Linked DNA regions of Homo sapiens: all the other regions are linked to region 1. A link is a contact called in ENCODE Hi-C or POLR2A ChIA-PET data. All regions are on one chromosome and are shown on one strand. Each heading gives the region's core, a stretch centred on a gene start or an enhancer-like site at or near the end of the contact. The rest is flanking DNA. Distances are from core to core; before and after follow the strand shown. Region 1 holds the start of LINC00954 (long intergenic non-protein coding RNA 954). Region 2 overlaps LINC01376 (long intergenic non-protein coding RNA 1376). Region 3 overlaps LOC105373456 (a long non-coding RNA gene). Region 4 holds the start of HS1BP3 (HCLS1 binding protein 3).

Region 1 (3,501 bases), core at 626-3,125:
CTTGCACTCACGGTCTGAGCTCATCAGTGTGTGAGCTCACTTCACCCACTCCATTCCTACAGCTACAGAGTTCCCCGTGGAAGTCTCAGTTGCACACCAGAGAGGCATCTGGGGGAAAATGTTCCACCTGGTCTCATGGCCTAGGAGACAAAGAACCCTGGGTTAGGATCTCAACTCTGGACTTAGTAATGACCCTGAATAAGCCTGGGCCCTCATGTCCTTCCCACCTGCAAAATGGAGGCTGTATCCCTGTTCTAGGCCCTCTGCAACAAAGCATCACAAACTTGGTGACTTCAAACGACAGAAATTTATTCTCTCCCAGTTCCGGAGGCCAGAAATCTGACACCAACTTGTGGAAAGGGCCTCCAAAGCCTCGAGGAATCTTTCCTGGCCTCTTCCAGCTTCTGGTGAATGCAGGTGTTCCTTGGCTTGCGGCAGCAGAACTCCAGTCTCTGCTTCTGTCTTCACATCACTGCTGTCCACTCTTCTATCCCAAGTCTCCTTCTGCCTTTCTCTTAAAAGAACACTTACATTGGATTTAGGATCCACCCAGATGATCCAGGATGAACTCTTCTTCTCAGACTCCCAATTACTTCTGCAAAGGCTATGTTTCCAAATAAGGTCACATTCACAGGTTCTAAAGGTTAGGTAATGAACATATCTTTGTGGCAGAATTGGGGTGGAGGGGAGCGGAGGGAGGCTCACGGTTCAACCCATGGTAAGGAGTTTGGACCACGTGAATTCCAGGTCTCACTCAGCTCTGAAAACATACAAAAATGGCAAAGGGCAACTATCTCTACCACATAAAGAATACATCCAAGTGCCTCAGGTCAACATCAACATCCCAAGAAGTAAATGGACAGTTCACACATACAATTAGAAGATGCTCTAATTAGCAAGCAGACACACGTGGGAGTTTTGCCTTTCTAACGTCAGAGAGATGCAAACTAAAAAATTTGTTTAATCTCAGAAAACTAAAACCAAATGCTGGCAAGGATGTGATGGAACTGAGACTTAAACATGGATCTGCCATTTATTCCCTGGGACTGGCTCAGGGTAGGCACTTATTGATTTGACTTGCCGATGGATGGTTAATTGGCAAAACTCTTTGGGGGGAAACTGTGGCAACATATTCCAAGAACCTTGAAAATAAAGATGGCTATTGGCTGAAAATTCCTCATCTGTACTGAGAATTTATCCTAAGGAAATCATCCTTGTGAACAAATATTTGTCTCAGCATTATTTATAACATCTAAATAGTGCAAACAACCTAAGCCTTCAAGAGAATGGGAACAATTCTGCACAGAAGTTCCGCAGCCGTGAAAGTGATGTTAAAACCGGGAGAACAGATAAGGCTAGTTGAATAAATCGGGACCACTGAGGAGGAGGCAGGGGAGGTTTAGGGGTGCCAGCAATACTTCGCTGTGGGTGATCAAGAACATGATGTGATTGCTGTAGAATCACTTCCTTAAACTGTGCATTTGTATTATGTATTTTTTATGCTTAAAACACATTTTAAGAAAAACCGAAGATTTTATTTTTTCTTTTTAACAGCTGAATCCAAGAATCCTAGGACACTCTTAATTTGTCCCAGAAGTGTGAAGTCCACCTAGGGCATAGCCGTGAAGGGCTCCCAGAACTGTACGGGGAATTTTGAGGCTGGGGTACCGCAGTGAAGTGCAGCTCACCCGGGCGGAGCGCACCTGACCTGGCTTCCACACCTGGTGGAGCGCCTGGGAGGCCTCGCGGATAAAGCCCCGGGCAGCGCGTGACCCGCCCCAGCCCAGTAGTGGAGTCCCCGCCGCGGGCCCCTTGCTTGCAGGGTAGGTGTGGCCCGGTCGTCCCACTCTCCGCCCCCTCCTGCTCCTCCTCGCCGTGCCCAACCCGCCCGCTTCTCCTGCCTAGGCTCTTCTTTCTGCTCCTGTCGCCATGGCCCCGGCCTCGGCGCTCAAGCGACCCTCTCGCTCCGCCCAGGTCAGTGAAGGATGGGATGCAAGTGCCCGCCAAGCCCCCCGTTTCCCACGTGGAGTTCCCACAGGGCAGCAGGGAGGGGCCGCGCCTTCTCTAACTGACCCGAACCGACCCGGGCTTCACAGGCTTCGTGGAGAGCAGCTGCCCCGCCGGCATCTTCCGGATGAGGCTCTCTAGACAACAAAGCCTTCTACGCGGAAGTTACTGGTGACAGGGGAAGGACTCATGGGTTTTTGCAGCCCGGTGTCCCCAAAACAACCTCCTGACCCCCAGCCCACCCAGGTTCCCTGCTAGCCCGCCCAACCCAGAAAGACTGGCCTGCCTGGGGTCCAGCAAGGATACAGAATCGCGCAGCTGCCCCCCACAGCCTGCCGCCCAGCATCGGTTCTCCCACCCATCTGCCTGTCCCCACCCGCTATGAGACGCCCTGGGTCTGCTTCCCTGGGACCAGCCCTCAGCGTTGCCTTAAGTGATTCTGGTGCCAGGGACTCTGAGGACCCCCAGGCTCCTCCAGGCTGGCAGGTGACCATACTCCTTCCACTGCAGACCCCTGGATGCCCAGCTGCCGCACCTCCCGTGGCCCCACGCTGTGGCTACGTGTTGTCTGAAGACGCCTGGGGAAACCTTCAGGGCCTCTGTACTGGCCTGTCATGTGGTCAACCAGGTGAGCAAGCTTCTGAGATGCCCTTGTTCAATTGCCCAGGAAACAGGTGTCCAAGATTCATATGGAAGAAATCTGGCCCTGCCCTCAGCACTGAGGACATTTGGGGAATCCAGCATCCCCTCCTGGATGCAGATCGCTTCCGCCTGGCACAGGCTGTCTTCACAGCTGCAGAGTCCTCTTGTGTCTAAGAACAGAGACCACAGTTCCATCTTTGCCTTGCCAGGATTGACCTCTAATGAATAGATCACCTTTGTAAGGTGGACCAAAAAAAAAAAAAAAAAGAGCATTTCCAGGTGGCTGTAACTGACAGCTGGGAACTGCCAGAGTGTGGCAGGAGGCCCAAAGCTGTAGGAGTTTAGAGGAAGCCGCATGCAGGCACCTTGCGCTCAGATGAGGCATGGGGTAGAACTGCAGATGAGAGCAATCAGAAGGAGACTCGTGGGATAGCAGGGTTTAACCTGGCTACGATGTCAGCAAGGTGGACGGGGAGACTGGGGCCCCAGCTATGCCTGGATTTAGGGGTTCAAAGGTATAGGGAGCTAGCAGGAGCACTTCAACAGAACAGAGGTGAGATTAGTGTCAGATCACTAAATCCTAAGTCTCTTCTGTGCATCTCTACCTGCTCTATTTCATCATGCTCCCTTCCCTGCACACCTCCAGCCGTCTGTCTACTAACAAGAGACCCGTACCTCAGTCCCACTGAGCCAGGTGGGACTGGGCCAAACCTCCCTATTTGATTCTTGCCTCATCTTCCCTGGGACTTCGGTGCTTTCTTGCCCTTCTTCCAGGATAATAGATGGTTTTCCCTCAGTGTGAACATCGAGGTGTCTGGGTTCATGGAAGCTGGTGAAGAAACCACCTACAAC
Region 2 (3,501 bases), core at 648-3,147, 860 kb before region 1:
GAGTTCTTAAATGCACATGGGAGTTCAAAGCAATTTGAGGGCCAAACATTGGGATCATAATGGATGGTAGAAGCACCCTATTCCAATGTCATTTGCCCCTCTCCCAAATCTTCAAGTCCAGCTTCAGCTGAGGGTAATTCTTAGACACACTGTGATCTTTAAACACACATACACACACACACATTACCGCCACCAACACCACCACCACCAACAATGTATTGACTTCGAAAGTAATGAATGCCATTTTAGAAAATTTAGAAAATACACAGAGTATTTATTAAAATAGATAAAAGATAATTCATTATTACTAGAATGGTGCATTTTTTCATTCTTTTTTCTAGGAATTCTATGTATTTTTGTATGTATCACTAGTATTTTTTTCTTTTCACGTTTTTTTCAAAACTGGGACAACACTCTAAATATTGTTTTAAATCCTACTTTTCAAAATTAACATTATTATGAGAACTTCCCATCCTTAAGTGTAATTTGAAAACATAAATTTTAATGTGTATTTTATCACATGGATAAATTATAATCTATTTATAAACTCCATTATTTTGGACACAGGTTATTTATAATTTGTGGTTAATATAAACAACACTGTGGATAACTACATAAATTTTTATCAGCAAAGCTTATCGCCTTACTCCTCAAGCACCTTACACTCCATTGTGGACCTATTTTGCCAACCACTAGCTGGAAAGGTAGAGAGCTGTTTCATTACTCAATGCAACAGTTTTTCTATCAGGATAAGATTGTTTTCACTAACCACAAAAATAATATTCAGGTATGAATTGGAGAGTCAATTTATATCTTCAAATCTCTAAAGGTTGTTAAAAGAAAATAAGAAACAACAAGAACAAAATATTCTGGGTGGATCTGAAGGTAGAAAAAGACCCAACTGAAGAGTTATGGGCAGGCAGATTTTAGTTCAACATGAGCAAAGGCATCCTGAAATCTCTGTGAAGCAATAGAAATGGCTCCCTTGAGTGACAGCTCTGGCTCATGTATAGGGAGCAGAATGGAGACCTATCCTTGGAGAAGTGGCAGAGCACTGTGGCTGAGGGCAGGGACTCTGGAGCCAGAGGGTTGGGTTTTAACCCAAGTAATATGGCTTGAGTGTTGTGTTACCTCCAAATCTCATATTGAAATGTGATCCCCAGTATTGGAGGTGGGGCCTAGTAGGAGATGTTTGGGTCATGGGGGTGGACCCCTTATAAATGGCTTGGTGCCATCCTCATAGTAATCAGTTCACAGGAGAGCTGCTTGTTTAAAGGACCTTGGCACCTCCTCCTCGTCCTCTCTTGCTCCCACTCACCACGTGGTACTCTAGCTTCCTCTTTGCCTTCCACCATGATTGTAAGCTCTCTGAGGCCCTCACTAGAAGCAGATGGTGGCACCATGCTTTCTGTACAGCCTGCAGAACTGTGAGCCAAAATAAACTTCTTTTCTTAATAAATTACTCAGTCTTGGATATTAATTTATAGCAACTCAGAACCGACTAACACACCCAGCTCTGCCATTTTCTGACTGTGTGATCTGGGGCAAGTGGTATAACTGCTTTGGGCTTTAGTGTCCTTATATGTAGAATGGAAATTATTCCTAATGGTAGTTGTAAGGATTAGATGAAAAATGTCTGTGTAGTGCTAGAACTGTCCTAAACATTCAATAAATGTTAGCACTTGTTTTAAGTGTTGTTACTGTAGACAAGTTTGATTAGGCAATATAATTGGATAACAGCTCGCAGAATTTGGGAATCTATACTGATTCTCCCAGTGTGACTGTACTGCTATAGTGATGTCACTCCAATAGACCATCCTGGCATTCTCCAGGGTACACTCTGGTTCTGTTTGTTTCCAGATCTGAGCCTCATTATTTACCTTTTTATGAGTAAAAATAACTTCAGTGCCCTTCATTTTGCAAGCCACGATGGAGGCCAACTCTAGCTTTGTAGCTTATCCATACTGGAATCAAATAGCTGCCTCGTAAAAGGAGTGTTGCAATCTTTAAATGCCCATAAATAAGGATTTGAACATTTATCTCACATCATGTGATTTGGTAAAAGTAAACAGAAAGTCTTTTAGTGGAAGAGTGGAAGTGATGATGAGTGAAATGATATAAAACAGGAGGGTTAGGTTGAGAATGTGTGTGAACCGTAAATAGATGAAGGAGAAAAGTGTGGTTGGTACAAGAAAAGTCAGCTTTCTGCATGGCAGGCAAGGCCAGTTCACAGATGCTGCCAGCTAAAAGAGAATGACCTGCAGAAACTCAGTAAATAGAGAAGGCTCAGTAGCCTCCTCTGTTTATGTTACCCCTAAAAACTTCCCATGTCTGCTCTGCGACCTCCCTCCCATAAGTAGCCAGGAGGATATATTAAAATAAGGAGTTATCTTCCATTTGGAAAACCAAAGCTTAATTGGAACCAGGACTGAAGTCCATGGGACATGGCGGGCTTCAGAAAATATAATCAACTGCTGACTCACTGAAGCTGGATTGAGGAAGGTAGAACACTAGAGCCAGACATGCCCCCAAACTGCCAAAGATTACAGGCAACAGAGGACCCATGTTACAGAGTAGAAAGTGAATATTGGAAAATTGTTTAAAAGACGGCTAATTGTTGGAAATACAAGTAAAATTGTTGAAAATAAAAGCTCAGAGAATGCATTAGTAGCAGACTACACCATGGGGAGTAGACAATAAGGACTGGAGAGGCTGAGGAGGACAGGAGCAGTAAAGATAGGATAGAAGACACCTTGGTATGATCACGTTTCTCTGAAAAGTCCCCTGCAGCATCTCTTTGTACCATGTATCCCAATACTGCTTAGAATGAAGAAAAGAGGATCAAATTCACTTTCAAAGATCCACAAACTTACCAGGGCTTCTGAAAGTGACATCTCTTGTCCAAAATCCTAGAAACCCTTAGCCCTAAAGTATGGATTGTTCACAAGGAATCTTTATAGTCTCTTATTTTGTTAGTGCTCAGAATGCTGAAATGCCTAAGAGATTGCAGTTGGGATTTTTTTCCAACTATACCCTCAATGGATGGGTTTGGCATGATGGCTGGTGAAAAGAGACCACCTGTTGGCCACTTAAGCTATCAGCTCCCATGACTAGCACCAACTCATGATAAGAATTCTACACTTTATTTTGTCCTGGAGTTTTGTCATAAATATATATTAGAAAAGGCTTAGAATTTTTTTAAGTAAGCTCTAGATCAACATATGTATTGTAAGCTTAAAATCCACCTCACTCTTAGAGACTTTCTTCTAGAAAATACCTAAGAGTTAGATCATGGAATCTGATATATCTTCAATTAAGGATAGTTCTAAAATCTAGGAGAGGGGCTAAAGTCAAGTGACCCCAACAGACCATGAAAAGATGGGGAGGTGAACAAGAGAAGACCATGGCAAAAGTGGTCATGATAGAGTGGACCAAATCCATGAAATGGTTGAAGAGCTCTTTGCTGAGGTTGGTAGAAACATAGGGAAGATGGTTATGGGT
Region 3 (3,501 bases), core at 327-2,826, 830 kb before region 1:
GACCTAGAATTTAATTAAGGACTTTTGGGAGAAAACAATGATGTGAGACAACTGGAGGGTCCCAACAAGTATGTTTTACATATTCATAACTGTATAATCCACAAGTTTGTTTTTATTTATGAAAAATCTCAGTGAGAATAAACAAAGCAGAGAGCATAATAAATGGTGTCTTTATTATAAGGAAACCAGGAAGATTGCACTGGCCATTTGTTTCCTTCTAGGACGTAGGATGAGACAGTCTGCCCGTCATGCAGTTGGCAGAATGGGATCCAGTCAACCCCAGAGCCACCTTCCCATTACAATCCATAGCTGTACCACTTGTCCTCAGTTTTGAAAAAGATATTATAATCTCAACCCATCTACACACAGATACGGGCAATATCCCTAGGAATGATACCTAGGGGTACCTACATCCTATTCCTAAAAATCAGAAACCTGTGTGCTTCTTCTAAGTGGCAGCAGCCTCCATGAAATGGAGAATGCCTGGCAGCATTAGGGACCCTGATTATGAGATACGGCACCATCACTTGAGATATGTCAACAGCTTTTTTTGATTTAATGAATAGAAAAAACATTTGAAACACTAGTTATAGAGAAATAAACTTGAACTTACTTTATTTATTCATTGCCAAATCAGGAAAATGTAGTAGACGTACTTTAATGGTTCATACTTTTGTGAGTGTGAGGATTCCTTTATGGTATCAAAATACTTCAAAGCTTGTAGCCCCAATTGTGGTCATTTAACTTTTAGTGCTTTGTTTGAAATAAATTAACTTCAGATAAATTAGCATTTTGTTTTATCTCAATAGCATCTGCATTCATTTTAAGGCACTCATTTGTATGTGGAAAATGTAATTTATTCAGACTACAGATAATATTTGGTTGCTTTGAGAATGAACAGATTATTTGTGTTAATTCTGCAGTTCCCAGAGACCACTGGGAATCATGAAGACCTGACTTTCACTCTGGATTTCACCCAAGCGCAACTAAGTTTCTCACGATATGTTATGAAGACTGGAGAAATCAAGGCTGACGTTGACATGATGGGTGCATATTAGGTAGACCAACTACTTCCAAAAGTGCTGATGATTGCTGGGGAAGAGAGAATGGGATCTCTGATGAGGAGCTATGAGATCTACCCTTTGGTCTCTCCTCTTCCATTCTTGTTCTGCCACTGACTCAGTGCATGGCCTGGGAAATGTCATTTTTGCTCTCTTAGCCTTGGGTTCTTCATATGAGACAGGGCAGGTGGGATGTAAAATAGAACAGCAGTTCTAAATCTTTTGATTTATAAATCTTGAACTTTTTACAAATGCTTTGAGTCATTTTTCTGGAACATACTTATATACACAAAATTGACCTACCATTCTGGGGACTCATAGATCTTCTGAAGCCACGATCAGAAACCCTTGAGGTGATGAACATTTAAATGCTCCCCAGCAAGGAAAGGGCAGTGTTAGGGAGTCAAGGACATGACTATGGAGCTGTGGTGATTTCACTTTTATTTCAAGCAGCTCTTTTGCAGAAAGTAATGGGAGTCAGTCCCTGGGAGACATCTGGAAAGCATGTCGCCTGACCTCCAGCTGGGTTTGGTTTCAGTCTGTTCCAACTGGTGACCCTGCAGTGCTCTTTCTCTTTCCCAACCCAGACATTCTCTGTCTCCCTGTCTGAGCTGGGCCCTTCCCGGCCTTTCAGGAATGGTGTGCCAAAGACAAGGCAATTCCACTCTGAGAAGGGTCTTACAGCACTGCCTTGCATCACAAGGGCTCCTTCAGTGGACTCTAAGTTCATTCCCTCCCTCGCCACTGAATTTGATTCCCTTTCCAAAGCCCTCTTCATACTTTATGGAAAGGATTCTTTTTACAGGCACCAACCAAACACAGTGTGTTGACCATTCAGGAGTGGAGTCAAGTCAGGGACAGAAAGTATAGCTATGCATACCGGCATCTTCTGGCTTCCAAGCCAGCTGCAGAACTACATGATCAGTATCGCGTGAGGGAGAAATGTGGGGGTTGAGTAGGATGCCCTTTCTCATCTCTGGTCTCACTCATTTGGGTTTATGCCAAGTCCCCTTGTCATAGAATGTCAGCAGCATTTCTTAGACTCTCTTTTGGCCATTCTTTTATCATCTATAGCTGTGCTGTCCAGTGCAGCAGCCACTAGTCACATGTGACTATTTAAATTTATTAAAATTAAAACTTTAGCTCCTCAGTTGCACTAGCCACACTTCAAGTGCTCAATAGTCACATAGGGCTAGTGGCTCTTGGACCAGAGAGCATACATCTAGAACATTCACATCTTCACAGAAAGTTGTATCAGACACCAAAGACATATATGCCTTCAGTAAATAAACACTCCCTGCCAGCACCTGACTGAGATTCAAAAGTGTAAAAATGATTGAGATGAGATTCTGCCCTCAAGAGGCTCATGGGTTGTGGAGGAGGCAGACATGAAATTATACCATCATAAAACTCTGAGCTTCCAAGGGAGACAGGAATTAGGTATTCCAGGCAGAGATAACAGTAGGTACAAAGGTACAGAAGAATAAAAATATGACATGTTCAGAGAAAGGGACATTGCTGCCTGTTCACATGTAGAGTATATGTGTCTCATGAGTAAAGAGGTGGTGAGAGTGATGACTGACCAAGGTGGGAAAGTACACAAGGATCAGGTTTGATGAAATCTTGTCTGCCATGTCCATTTGGTAGTTGTTTTATAAAGGATAATTTACCAGAACTTCATCTGTAACTAGTTTTGATTTCCTAGAATTTGGTTCCTTGAAATTAAATACCCTTTTGCCCCATCTCTGTCAGGATCTTATGACAAAGTCTTTTAAAGAATTTCAAATCCTGAGCTCCTGTCCTCTCTGTGGCACATCTTCTTCTTCTTCCAGGCACTGCCCTCAGGTTCACATCTCTCACTGCCACATCGTATGGTCGCTGGAAGATGTAAGAATGTATGGATGTTTGTGTTTAGCTAAGCAAAGATGTCCCTTAAACTGACAATAAGGTTGACGACCACAAGCAAAATGAAAAAGGGCAATGCTTCCAAAGAATTAGTTAGCTAGCTGTGACAACAAGACCAAGGAAAACTGGTGGAAGGACAAGTGGAAAAGACACTTGCAGAATGCTCTTCAGGAGGCATTCCTGCAGCTCACTGTGGCAAACACATGCACTCTTCTTTCAAACTACATAAATCCTCACAGCTGAGGTTGAGGTTCATTTCTGCCTGTCCTAAATGTATCTTGATAACCAGTAAAGATGCATACCATAAAACTATTCAAGAAATATTAATTGAGCATTTACTAAGTGTCAGACTCTTGCTGCCTTCAATGAAGACCAACTTCATGGGTCTGCGATGACCATGGGTCATGATCCTGACCTCTGGGATATTCATGATAGATTTCAACACCCTTCCAGTGCTATCTTCTGCAGTCTCAACATAGCCCTGCTAGGTAGATAAGACCAAGTTTTTATCCCCATTTTTACAGATTGCAAAATT
Region 4 (3,501 bases), core at 548-3,047, 780 kb after region 1:
TCCTCCCAGTACACACTTTTCCAAGATTTCTTTTTCATGGCTCTCTCCCTCATGGAGCTTGTCCGGGATCTGTCCAGGCGCCACTCCATCAGAAAGATGCCTCTTTACCACACCATAGAAAACAGCATGCATGCCTCCTACCACTCTGTTGCCCCCACTGTTTTGTTTTCCTTCATAGCATGTATCATCCCTGACATGTCGTAGATTTGCCCACTGGGCCTGTGCCCTCATTAAAGCTCTACGAGAGGGACTTGTTTGTCTCCTAGAACTAGGGCCAGTACCCGGTACAGAGAAGGCTCTCGATAAACACCTTCTGGCTGAATTCAAGCTTGAGTGCATGTGGCAATGACATGTGGGAGGAGATCGGGCTGGAAAGAGGAGCTGGGGTGCGACTGGGAAGGGCCGGCCTTGCTGCTGGGCTAAGGCGTTTGGACTCACCCTGCAGGCAAGATCCTTGGGTGTGCTGGTGCCCTCAGCAAGAAATGAGCCTGACTCATGTGGCCTTACCACCGCCAGCGCCCCCACATCTGTTAACAAGCCACGTCCAGGCTGTGCAGCGGGGCAGGGAGGGAAGCCACCCACCCCATCCCAAGCACCCAGCACCAAAGTCACACCCCATCCATCTGCACATGGCTGAGGGGCATATACTACTGACGTTGCTCATGCCTGCCAATCTGAAACCTCCAATTCACAGAAAAGGAAACTGAGGCTTGGTGAGAGGAGGTGACGTAAGTGGCAGTAGGGAAACCTCTTCTGCCCATGAAGATACAACTGTAACCACACTTGATCATGAAAGACCAAGCAGCCTCCGACATCAGGGTTTACAAAAGGAATCATACCTTTCTAGACCTGAAGTCACGGGGAATTCCTGATTACAACTGGAAGATCAACAGTTGGCTGGGTAACACGTTCATTTATGTCATAAATTGGCATCTTAGCCTAAGACTTTGTGTAGGGAGAGCAAGGGTGAAGTGTATGAAAATATTTGAAGTAAATCACTTTACAGCGTTTTAAAGGCGGAAAGAAGTAAAAGCACGTGCCTCCCAGCCTTGCCAGGATCCACCTTGGGCTGGGTCCTCCAGGTCTCGATCAGGGCCGACCCATTCTGCATCCTCCGCCTGGACCCCTCCAAGGCTTTTGCTGTAACTTGCGCTCTCCTGAGCTGCCTCGCAAGCAGCAACGACCTCTCCCTGGTCTCTCATCAAACTCATCCTCCCAGAAACCGGGTTCCTGCCCTGTACTGTGTTCCCATGGCAACCTGAGCTTACTACCCGCTGCTGGCATCACCCCCTCTCCGCTGCAGCCCCCTGCAGGGCGAGCTTGTCTGATTCGCCTCTGTCCCCAGTGCCCAGCACCGGGCCTGGGACTCAGGGAGCTCTGAAAGGATGGGGAACTAGATTTTCGGGCTCAAAAGAGAAGAACCCAAGGCGGTAGGAAAGGAGAGCAGAGTCCCCACTGCGCCCGCCTGCACTGAACCAGTCAGTCCCAGGGCTCCCGCTGTCCTTGGCTAGTTCTCTACCCTCCAGAGGGCCTCGGTTTCCTCATCTGTAAATCGGGGTCGCCACCTCTCCTGCAGGGCGGTGCAGGGGCCCAGCCCGGATAAGCCACCGAGGGCGCTGGGGAGACCTGCACCAGGTCCCTGGCCTAGGAGGCGGCGGCCTCCCCCCGCCTCTCCGCCCGGGCGCCCCGGACTGCGAGCTGTGCGGTGTGGGGCGCGGGGGTCTGGCTCACCTGGAGGTGACGAGCACCGCCGGGGACTGCATGACGGCGGCGGGGACTCCGGGCGGGGCGCGCAGTCACGGGACCCGGCAGTGCCCGCGTCACCGCGTCCCCGCCCTGCCTCCCGCTGCCCTGGCCTGCCCCCTGGTGGCAGCGGCCGCGCAGTTCGCGCCTGTGGCCAGAGGCGGGGCGGAAGCGCGGCTGGGCGGGTCCCGCACGGTCGCCGTCGGCCTGCGCTGCTCGGAGCTTCCGGAGCACCCAGGCTGAGCCGCGCCCGCCGCAACCACCTAGAAGAAGCCCAGCCTGGCCCTGGCACACGGTGAACCTTAATCGGTGTGTCTGTTTTGCGCTAAAGTTTAGCCGTTAGAGAGACGGGACTCTGCTGTTTCCGCCGCCAGTCCCCATTACAAAACCACTCCCCCTCTGCCCCAAGACCATTTCATTCAACCGATCGGTCAACAAATATTTACCAAGCTGGGGCTCTGTCCAGGCTTCGTGGGGTCTTCTTCAAGCTGCACAGTGAACGCCACGCAGCAGCCCAGTCCCCTTGAGCTTGCTGCCTCCAGCTAGCTCGCCTATCTGGTTCCTACTGCCTGCCCGCTCCATAAATGGCAGGCACTCTCCCGACAGGGGATCTTTAGAGAGGCAGCCTCTGCTGCTTGGCAGAGCCCTGGTGGAGGCCTCCCGGGGCCGGGCCTGCCTGGGATGGCTGCACTTGGGTCCCCAGCTGGAGCAGGGCAACGGGGTCCAGGAGCCAGTTCCCCTCAGAAGGGGAACGTACAGACATGCAGACCCTAACAGACCCACTCATTTTAGATTCACCTCTCCATGGGGTGAGGAACAGAGAGATCGTATCACCTGCCAACGTAGCCCAGGGAAAGAAAAGCTGAGTCTGCAAACAGGGCCAGCAGAAGGTGCAAACTGCTGCCCCTGTTCTGTTACTCCCTCCACCCAGAGCCCCAGTGACAAAAAGAAAGAGAAGCTGGGCTTAACTATACCAGAATTCACGGCAGGGCGATGTCAGCCATGTTTCCTGAGCCTATCAACCACCGCCACCAGCATCACCAACAATATCTACCAGTTTTTACAGATTTTAGTGAAGAAATCCTACAGTAAAAGATTTTGAAAAATGACTTTCCCCAATGTATCTCTTGAATAAATACGGACATTGATATGCCTTATTATTTGTCTCAGATTTGTTTATAGGCAAGATGAGCAATCATGAATGAAGTATGACAATGAATGAAAGTTCTGAGGGAGACCCTTGAAGGCTGCAGTGAAGAGCTGGGATGATGGCGGGAACCCCTGTCTGCTCTGCTGCTCATCGGCCTGTCCGTCTGCAGGGCCGTGTTCATGGCTGCAAATGGTCCTCCGTGTTTTGTTTAAATTGGCATGCCCTACTTTAGAGAAAGGGAGTTCAGGGTCTGGACAGAAAGCAGTATAGGCTTCAGCATTCCAGGAGTCTGAGTGTAGTGCCAGGCAGTCGAGCAGTCACCATTGCACTCACATTTATCCAACAGACAGAAACACAGTGAATAAGACACTTTAGATGCCTTCAGTGGACTTCTTTGCCCTCCTACATGGGGAGTGGGTGGGGGTCTGGAAAGGCTTTCTAAAGGAGCTGAAGTCCAAGGGAAAACCTGAAGAAATATGGATAGAATAGATTAGAAGGAATGTCACGTGCAAAGCCCTAGCGACAGGATAGGAACACCAGGGAACAGGGGGAAGAGGCCAGCAGGAGCCAGGGTGTGGACAGCCTAGTGCACCAAGGCCAGGGCTTTG

What was found. Hi-C counts contacts between places; a loop is a spot of excess contacts on that map. ChIA-PET counts read pairs that join two places held with the same protein, here RNA polymerase II (POLR2A). Pooled maps may share reads with other maps.
Region 2: a loop to region 1 is called in a pooled map of right cardiac atrium, with 2.2 times the contacts of the local background. The contact joins the enhancer-like site here to the promoter of LINC00954 in region 1. A Hi-C loop is called at or near these places in 8 of 50 pooled maps. POLR2A ChIA-PET finds 5 or more read pairs at or near these places in 2 of 52 experiments (PC-3 and T-cell).
Region 3: a loop to region 1 is called in a pooled map of psoas muscle, with 2.1 times the contacts of the local background. The contact joins the enhancer-like site here to the promoter of LINC00954 in region 1. A Hi-C loop is called at or near these places in 1 of 168 maps with a recorded cell type or tissue (testis) and 3 of 50 pooled maps. POLR2A ChIA-PET finds 5 or more read pairs at or near these places in 1 of 52 experiments (BJ).
Region 4: a loop to region 1 is called in a map of naive thymus-derived CD4-positive, alpha-beta T cell, with 6 times the contacts of the local background. The contact joins the promoter of HS1BP3 here to the promoter of LINC00954 in region 1. A Hi-C loop is called at or near these places in 1 of 168 maps with a recorded cell type or tissue (naive thymus-derived CD4-positive, alpha-beta T cell) and 6 of 50 pooled maps. POLR2A ChIA-PET finds 5 or more read pairs at or near these places in 1 of 52 experiments (OCI-LY7).

Annotation. Positions count from the first base shown.
Region 1 is chr2:19,866,979-19,870,479 of GRCh38, forward strand. It overlaps LINC00954 (long intergenic non-protein coding RNA 954), which reads left to right and starts at 1,876. Exons shown (of 10, transcript NR_033875.1): 1 at 1,876-1,974; 2 at 2,518-2,635; 3 at 3,424-3,501. RefSeq lists an enhancer at 1,588-1,637.
Region 2 is chr2:19,007,659-19,011,159 of GRCh38, forward strand. The region is part of intron 2 of LINC01376 (long intergenic non-protein coding RNA 1376); the gene reads right to left. All of the region lies in intron 5 of LOC105373456 (a long non-coding RNA gene), which reads left to right. Among named protein-coding and RNA genes, the nearest start is that of LINC01376, 18 kb to the right of the region's middle. Within about 2 kb of position 1,898, at least 2 of the 41 ENCODE cell types and tissues checked have a DNase peak (open chromatin) inside an H3K27ac peak, as active enhancers do.
Region 3 is chr2:19,033,820-19,037,320 of GRCh38, forward strand. All of the region lies in intron 5 of LOC105373456 (a long non-coding RNA gene), which reads left to right. Among named protein-coding and RNA genes, the nearest start is that of LINC01376, 8.6 kb to the left of the region's middle. Within about 2 kb of position 1,577, at least 3 of the 41 ENCODE cell types and tissues checked have a DNase peak (open chromatin) inside an H3K27ac peak, as active enhancers do.
Region 4 is chr2:20,649,301-20,652,801 of GRCh38, forward strand. It overlaps HS1BP3 (HCLS1 binding protein 3), which reads right to left and starts at 1,798. Exons shown (of 7, transcript NM_022460.4): 1 at 1,732-1,798. The coding sequence starts at 1,763. LOC105373466 (a long non-coding RNA gene) reads left to right here and starts at 1,982. Exons shown (of 2, transcript XR_001739320.2): 1 at 1,982-2,052; 2 at 2,675-2,900. RefSeq lists enhancers at 1,145-1,224, 1,245-1,394, 1,479-2,216 and a silencer at 1,475-2,064.